Regions from separate parts of the Homo sapiens genome. Here region 1 is linked to region 2. Evidence: chromatin contacts called from ENCODE Hi-C or POLR2A ChIA-PET data. All regions are on one chromosome and are shown on one strand. The core of a region is the stretch at or near the end of the contact, and the rest is flanking DNA. Distances in the headings are between cores, read along the strand shown. Region 1 holds the start of FAM78B-AS1 (FAM78B antisense RNA 1). Region 2 holds the start of LINC01675 (long intergenic non-protein coding RNA 1675).

Region 1 (4,360 bases), core at 1,684-4,183, 410 kb before region 2:
ATTTATATGTAGATTATATATAAATATATATAATTTATATATATAATAATATATATAATTTATATATATAATTATATATATAATAAATATATATAATTTATATATATAATTATATATATAATAAATATATAATAATATATATAATTTATATATATAATTATATATATAATAAATATATATAATTTATATATATAATTATATATATAATAAATATATATACAAAATAAAATATATCTATATATATTTTTGAGATGGAGTCTCGCTCCGTTTCCAGGCTGGAGTGCAGCGGTATGATCTTGGCTCACTGCAACCTCCGCCTCTTGGGTTCAAGCAATTCTTCTGCCTCAGACTCCCGAGTAGCTGGGACTACAGGCATGTGCCACCACACCCAACTAATTTTTGTATTTTTAGTAGAGACAGGGTTTCACCATGTTAGCCAGGATGGTCTCATCTCCTGACCTGGTGATCCGCCTGCCTCGACCTCCCAAAGTGCTGGGATTACAGGCGTGAGCCACCGTGCCTGGCCGTCAATATTAGTTATTATCTAATTCCCTTCCTTCTCCTATAACCCTTCTCCTCACTGTGATAAACAGTGTTTTTGCTTTAGACAATCAGCTATTGACCCAAAGCTCACAGCTAATGGACTTGCCAATGGGCCTAATAATGAAAACATTGATTATGGCAACGTTCATGCTTTCTGCATCCCATTTTTAGAAGAAAGAGGTAAATTTCAATCAAACATCATGTTAAGCATTTCATTCAAATAAGCAGTCCATGGGTTAAGGTCAAGACTCCACTCAGACCCAACAAATTCTCCCACTGCCTTTGAGGGGCAGAGCAACTTCTCTGAAAAGAACCCCACTTTGCTCCCCCTGAAGCCCTGCAGTCACTGGGGAGTCTGGGGAGAGGCTGGCAGCAACATTCTTGGAGGCAGGGAGTGGGCAGTTATGCAGGGACTCTACTGATACTAATGTCCCCTGATGCGGTGTGGGTTGGGAGTCAGGGGGAACCACACATGGAGGACTGACGGTTTTAAGCCTGGAGAGCTTCTAGGGCAGATTTTGAAATCTGCGGCAGTACTACCCTTAGACCCAGGTGAGAGGAGCCCTGGCCTGGCCTTACATGTTTTTTTTTTTTTTTTTCTTTAGAGATGGGGTCTCACTCTGTCACCCAGGCTAGAGCACAGTGGCACAATCATAGCTCACTGCAGCCTTGAACTCCTGGGCTCAAGTGATCCTCCCGCCTCAGCCTCTGGAGTAGCTGGGACTACAGGCATGCACCACCATGCCCAGCTAATTTTAAAACATTTTAAAAGAGATGGAGTCTTGCTATGTTACCCAGGTTGGTCTTGACTTCCTGGCCTCCAGGGATCCTCCTGCCTCCGCCCGCCAAGTTGCTGGGATTACAGGCATGAACCACTGTGTCTGGCTGGCCTTACCCTTTTAAGAGACCCACTCTGGTATCTTCTGGCCATGCTCTTTCACACTGGGTAAGAAGTCTGTGGTGCTGAGAGGGTGGCCCCTCCTTCGAGAACACTCTCTGGGTACCTAGGATCTCAATATTTCCAGCCCAAATGTCCCTAAACATACCTCCAGAGTCTATTCAGGCCTTTTCACTGTCCTGTCTTTCCAAGGGCAGTCCACTCCACTGTGTATGCACTTTTGGGCCCACGGGGTGGCCAGAGGGTGGCTGTTTGTTGGGGGTGTGCATGGAGTTTGGGACCATGTGTTGGGTGCCCACATGCAAATGTGTGATGGAACATCTTTTTCAATGTGGTACAGAGCCAGGGGTGGGAGGGGAAGTAGGTGGAGCTAGGGGCTGAGGGTCACTTGTTCCTATGCTGCTAGGTTCTGGCACAAAACTTTGAGGAGTCCAAGAATCCTCAATGTAAACATAGCCTTCAGGTTTTTACAAAGGTATACTTGTCTAGGTAGGAGGATAGAACTTACTTGATTCAGCCCTCTGTTAGTCTGACCTATAACTTATAAATACTGAGAAATATGGCACCCTGGCCTTTGTATTCATACTCCGAAGCCTCAAATGTTTGTTAGGGATGGGCAGAGCTGGGAGATCTAGATGCACAGTTCTGGAACCCAGGACAGTTCCAACCTGGAATGTTTTCCTTTTGTTACGTGTGGTTTCACTGCTGCTTGTTTAGTCTTAACATGCACAAAGCACCCTTACAATCAGTGTCACGTCTACTTTGTACATCAATTGCATGAGGTGGGCATCTTTCTATTTTCCATTATGCAGTAGGGAACTTGCTCAAGATCTTTCCGCTAGTGAGGGGCAGAATCAAACTGTGAACCCAAGGTCTGATTCTAAACACATGCTTTCTCATGATGCCTCCCTAGTACAAAATTAAGAGTCCAAAAGCTCTGAAAAATAATAAAAGTCATGAATGAGATTAGCTGATACACACTGCTATGACCATGCCAGTTGTTAAAATATTCAAACATTTTTGGAACAATTGCTAAACGACCCCTCTCCCTCCCCGTAATGCCTTCTCTTTGGCCACCCAGGTTCCTCCTCAGCTACCCACCACCATGTCTCCAAAAATTAATCAACTAAAGTGTTTACACAGGCACAGCAGGGGATCTCCAAGACAGGCTCTGGTTCTAAAGCTGAGTATATTAATAGTTCTGATAACATCATCTTGATCATAGCTCACACTTAACCTGAATGCCAGGCACTGTCCTGAGAGTCTGTGGTCTAACCGCTATGTTCAGCCTACTCTTTAAAGGAATCCTGACTGCTGCGTTAACTTTACTGCACTTAGAGGGTGGGAAAAGAGGCTTCTGCCTTTTCTCTTCATCTTCATGGCTGGAACCTAAGGCTCTACTATTTGGGTATGTGGCAAGTTTAGTTAAAGAGAACACCACACCCTGAGCATTGAGGCTTTTCATCTAACGTGAAGGAGAGCAATGTGCTCCCAGTCACGTGAGTCTCATGTTCCGTGTCATTGCTGACTTTGCAGCAACTTTCTCCTCCCAACCCCTCCACAGGAGGAGCTGGAAATAACAGTGCATGGTGGGACAGTGAAGAGAGAGGAGGCACGGAGGTGGAGTCTGACACAAGGCTGGGGTCAGAGGGGAGCCAGGCCAGGCGCCTGTCACCTGGGCAGCCACCTGGCCCCTGAGACCAATTTCCAGCCCTGCCTCTGGCAGAGGTCCTGATTCTCAGATGCTTTGCAACCATGATTACAGAGTAAGTGTTAAAATTAGGATTTTCCTCATTCCGCACTGTTTATATCAGACTCCAAGCAGCCTGTAAATACTCCCCCCTCCCACTTTCCCCTCCGCCCACTTCCTTTCTGACCACATCCTTTTCTTTTTGGCGCACAAGGAGGCATTTTTCCTATTGCAGAAAAGATCATTTGCAGTGTTTTTCAAGAGTCATCAGTGCAGAGACAGGCTTCATGTTTGTTACCACTCTTGCGTCCTGTTTAGGGTGAGTTCTTCCAGCATTAGAGACATCTTCTCACTGTGTATTTAACCTTCACCACGTGGAGGTCAGGTTACCTTGTGCCCTCTAAGTAAGTTGCCCCAGCTGGGTTCTCAGAGTCCTCTGCTGACTTGTTTCAATTTGACAGCCCTGAGGTCTGGGGTCGTTGGCCAGTTTTCTAGGTCACATCTGAAAATGGTTGACTTCCGACTCCAATTCTGAGTTTCTTGGAGCAAAGCGCCTTACCCCACACAGAGAAGCAGTGTTCTCTAATGCCTGCAGAGCGCCGTGCAGGCCCAGGCTGTGTCCCTTACAAGGGTCGTGTCCCCTGACCACACAGCAAGCCCTTTTGGCTCCTTACCAGTCACTGGGACTTGTGCCAGGCCCAGTGGCATTTGTTCTCCATCCCGAAGGTCACAGCCCACCCAAGGTGGCAGGTCAGATGCCTTCCCACAGGAGTAAGGCCCTGCTTATGCCAGGCTCTGGGGGTGCCAAGAGGAAGCAGAGGAAACTGGGGCTGGAGGTAGAGGTCAGCAGGCCTCCTAAGGGGAAATGGGGCTGCAGTGGGACCCCAAAAGATGAGGGGGAATCGATGTGGGCAGCATTCCAGGTGGCGAGCACAGAGACCTGCCTGTCCCTCACCATGCCCCAATCCTCACCTGCTCTTAGACCAACATGTTTCTCCACTATGCCTCTACAATATGGCCAGAATTTGTCTCTTCTGTCTAACCCCATGGCCGCCACCCTTCTCCAAGCCATTTCTCCTCTATCCGGGACCATGCAGGTCCTCTCCTCACTGGGACACTGCTTCCAAGCTTGTGCTGCCCCTGCAAGCCACGAATATGGTTTTTATAAAATGTACATCAGGCCATGTCTCATCTCTGAAAAATCCTATGATGGTTTTCTACTGCACCCA
Region 2 (3,824 bases), core at 220-2,719:
GTTGACCCCAACTGTAATGAGCTAAGCCTTTTGTAGAAGCCTCATCTTCTCTGTATGTTTTGTAGCAGAGATGGGCTAGCGTTTTGCCACTACTACAAATACTACAGCCACAAAACCAGAACTCTGATACCAGAAAACTGCTAAAATCAATAGCCTTCTTTATTATAGAGGGTCAGCTTCTGGATTTCCTGTGCATTATGCAGCCATGAGTGAAGCCCAGCCCCATCCTCTTCCAACTTCCCCACCATCTCCCACCGGCACCCAACATACACTCAAGGCTCTGGCCTCCATAGGACAACAGTGACCACCTTGTTGAAGTATATGAGCTGCCTTTCTTCACTTACCTTCTCCCCCGTGGAAATTCTTATTTTATTCAACCGTATATCCTCAGGGCTCAGACCAGGGATTGGCCCATTGAATATGCTCAATTATTGCTTATAGAATTGATGAATGGATAAAGAACATTTAAAAGGGAGAGAGATAGAGAGTAAATCCCAGAGACAGTGCAGGGACAAGAGGTTTAGAGAATTAAAGAATACTAAAGTAAGAATGTTTATGGAGACTACTTAGTTTAACCCATTATTTATACACATAAGAGAACTGAAGCCCAGAGAGATAAAGAGATTTGTCCAAGAATATTCATATGGTCAGCAGTTGTTTACATTTGAAGGGAGTAAATGTAAATCATTTAGGTCTTAAGCCAATTCTTTCCCCCTTCCCTCCCTGTAACCACTGTTTCTCAATGAAGGATGAAGGTCCATAGAATTAATAATTTCATCTATACCACTAATATTTATTGAGCCTATATCATGTGCCAGGCCCTGTTCTAGGATCTAGGAATAGGGAAATACACAAAACCAACAAAAGCCCTTATGTTTCTGGAGCTTACAGATTCTGGCGAAAGAGGTTTATATAAAGTAAAATAGACAATTATATAGTTAGAAGAGATTGTGACATGGGAAAGAAAAGGGCGTAATAAGAAAGAGGAAGAGCAGGGGGCCAGAAAGGGACTTGGAAAGTGGCATTTGAGAAAGAGCAAAGACTTGAAGGTAGAGAGGGTGCATTGGCACTATTTAGGGGAAGGATGCCTAGGTCCAGGGAAAAGCAAGGGCAAAAGCCCTGAGTCAGGAGTGTGCCTGGCATGTCTGAGGTGTGGCATGTTCAGTGTGTGCAAGGGGAAGAAGTGAAGGGTGAGGTCATTGAGAGAGAGAGAGAGAGAGAGCAAGAGAGAGCTAGAGAGCCAGTTAAACTGTGAAGCTCCTCGTGGGCCACTGTAAGCAGCCTGACTTACTCTGTGAGATGAGAAGCCACTGGGAGGCTTTGAGCAGATGAGTGACTTATGAGTTCAGCAGGTAACTCTGACTGCTATGTTTTGAAGAGATTATAGGTGGAAATAAGACGAGAAGTCTTCTCCCAATGGAAGGTCTTTTCTCGATCGAAGGGTTCCTGGTCTCACGGGCTTCCAGGAATGAAGCCGTGGGCCGCAGTGGCGAGTGTTACAGCTAGATTAGAGAAACCCGCGGACCCAAAGAGGGTGCGGTGGCAAGATTTATTAGAGCAAAAGCGAAAGTAAAATGAAAGCAAAAGTAAAGCTTCCACGTGGTGGAAGGGGACCTGGAAGGGCTGCCGTTTTTTTGCTTCTGTCTTATGCTTATGTCCCCTTATGACCCCTCGTCTTTTCCTTTTTCTGTCCTACATAACTAGCTTATTTTCAATCCGCTTGTGGGTTGACGGGCCTGATTGGTTAAAAACATCAGGCTGCAGCTAGAGCTTAAACTCCCTATATGATTGGTTGAGGTTTCAATCCCTTAGCTTGCAGCTGTGACTCATTTTGGCTTAGGGGAAAGTCCCCTTAGGGAAGTTCCTATTGGCCCAGGAAGTCCAGCCAACTTAGCCACTTAGTCCCTCACAAAGGGTGAAAGCAATAGGCCCAGTAATGAGACTGTTGTGCTAATTCAGGAGAGAGAAGATGGGGCTTGGGCAGGGTGGTGGCAGTGGGGGTTGAGAAGTGGTCAGATGCCGCATATTTGTGGAACAGCTGGGAAGATTTGCCGATAGACTGGATGTGAGATATGAGAGAAACAGGAATTAAGGATAATTCCAAGGCTTTGGCCTGAGCAGCTGTTAGGAATTGAGACTGGAGACAGTTCCTCCCTTGGGAGGGAAGATCAGGAGCTCCGTTTTGACTGTTAAGTTTGAAATAACACATTTAAAGGTCTAGTATATAAATCCATATACATGGCAGAGAACTGGACGAGAGTTATTAGTGTAGATGTCGTCAGCATAGGAAAGATCTTAAAGCCTGGTTTAAGACTGGTTACTATCACCAAGGGGTGAGAAGAAGGCCAAAGGGCTTAGCAGTGGGGCTCTCCAACATTTAGAGACTGGGAAATGCAGAACCAAGGAGAGTGAGAACAAACAGACAAGGAGGTAAGAGAGTCAGGAAAATGTGGTGTCCTGGAAGTGCGCAAAGAAAGTACGCCAAGGGGAGCCATTTACCAATGGTGTGAGACAAACATTGCTGATAGGAAAAAAAAAAAAGAGGATGGCTGGGATCTGGGTGTAGACTTAGCAGTGAGGATGTTCTTGATGCTCTTGACAAGAGTCATTTATGTGGAGAAGGGAGAACAAAAGCCTACTGAATACAATGGTGAGAGAAGGAGAGAATTAGAGACAACTATGAGCACCAGCAGTTATTTCAAGGAGTTTAGCTAAAACAGGAGCAGAGAAATTGGGAGGTGAGTTGATCAGAAAACAATGGAGGTCAAAAAATGTATTTAGCTTTTTGTTTTTGATGAGAGAAATAAAAGCATGTTTGTCTACTGATGGAAATGATCCAGTAGAAAATAGAAGGTTTTGGATGTGCCTGTAAGTAAAAATGTGAGAGTGACAGTCTTTTCATTCAATAAAATCCAATTCAATTCGACTCAATTCAATTCAACTCACTTCAATTCAATTTCAACAAATATTTATTGAGAATTTACCCTTGGCAAAGCACTATTCTTTATGGATACATTTGTGAACAACATAGGCAGAGAACATTGTCAATGTCTGGCAGGGGAAGTCAAATAATAAGTAACAAACATAACAGATAAGTACATTATATAGGATGTTAGAAGATAATAAATACTAGGGAGAGGAAAATGTAGAGCAAGCTGCTACTGAGGATTAGGGTCACCAGGCATGAGTTGCAATTTTAAATAATGTGGTCAGTGTGGGCCTTATTGAGAAGTCAGAGTCAGCTATGTCCACATCATTGAAAGAGCATTCCAGACAGACGGAATAGCCAGTGCACTTTAAGCCGGAGCAGTACCAAGGAGCACATCAAGATAATTAAAAATATATATGCAGACAACTCTTATTAGCCTTGGGTTGGCTAGAGAGAGAAATAGCCAAGGAGAATTCCAGTTGGGTTGAGAGAAGAAAATAAGAGACACTGACAAGATCATAATGTGAGACAGGTGGGAGGAAGGTTGTCCTGTGTGCCAGGAAATGAGGAAGAAGTTCTGAGAGTGCTAACACTTTAAAAAGGAGAGGTTTCAGCTAAACAACCCACACCAGCTCCTGTCCCAACAATTGTCTTACTGTTTTTCTGGTTGGGACACCTGAGTTTGGCACCTGAACCTACTCCATCCAGACACACCTGTTTGCTTATCCCTCTTCCTGGCATGAAGGACCTACTCTTTACTTGCCATCCCTGAGGCACCTCGGCAGCATGGAGGTTTCGTGCCCCAATATCCTAAGAACCAACAAAACCTCCAACCAAGTTTCTCTCCTGAGTGGAATGGAAAGGACAGAAAGTAGAGACAAAAAGAGGCATCCAG

What was found. Hi-C counts contacts between places; a loop is a spot of excess contacts on that map. ChIA-PET counts read pairs that join two places held with the same protein, here RNA polymerase II (POLR2A). Pooled maps may share reads with other maps.
Region 1: a map of CD4-positive, alpha-beta memory T cell shows a loop between it and region 2 (5-fold over the local background). The contact joins the promoter of FAM78B-AS1 here to the promoter of LINC01675 in region 2. A Hi-C loop is called at or near these places in 1 of 168 maps with a recorded cell type or tissue (CD4-positive, alpha-beta memory T cell), 2 of 37 single-sample maps with no recorded cell type and 9 of 50 pooled maps. POLR2A ChIA-PET finds 5 or more read pairs at or near these places in 1 of 52 experiments (activated T-cell).

The regions. Positions count from the first base shown.
Region 1 is chr1:166,077,803-166,082,162 of GRCh38, forward strand. It overlaps FAM78B-AS1 (FAM78B antisense RNA 1), which reads left to right and starts at 2,934. Exons shown (of 3, transcript NR_184318.1): 1 at 2,934-3,450. All of the region lies in intron 1 of FAM78B (family with sequence similarity 78 member B), which reads right to left.
Region 2 is chr1:166,488,570-166,492,393 of GRCh38, forward strand. LINC01675 (long intergenic non-protein coding RNA 1675) reads right to left here and starts at 1,470. Exons shown (of 3, transcript NR_146890.1): 1 at 1,292-1,470. RefSeq lists an enhancer at 1,473-1,642.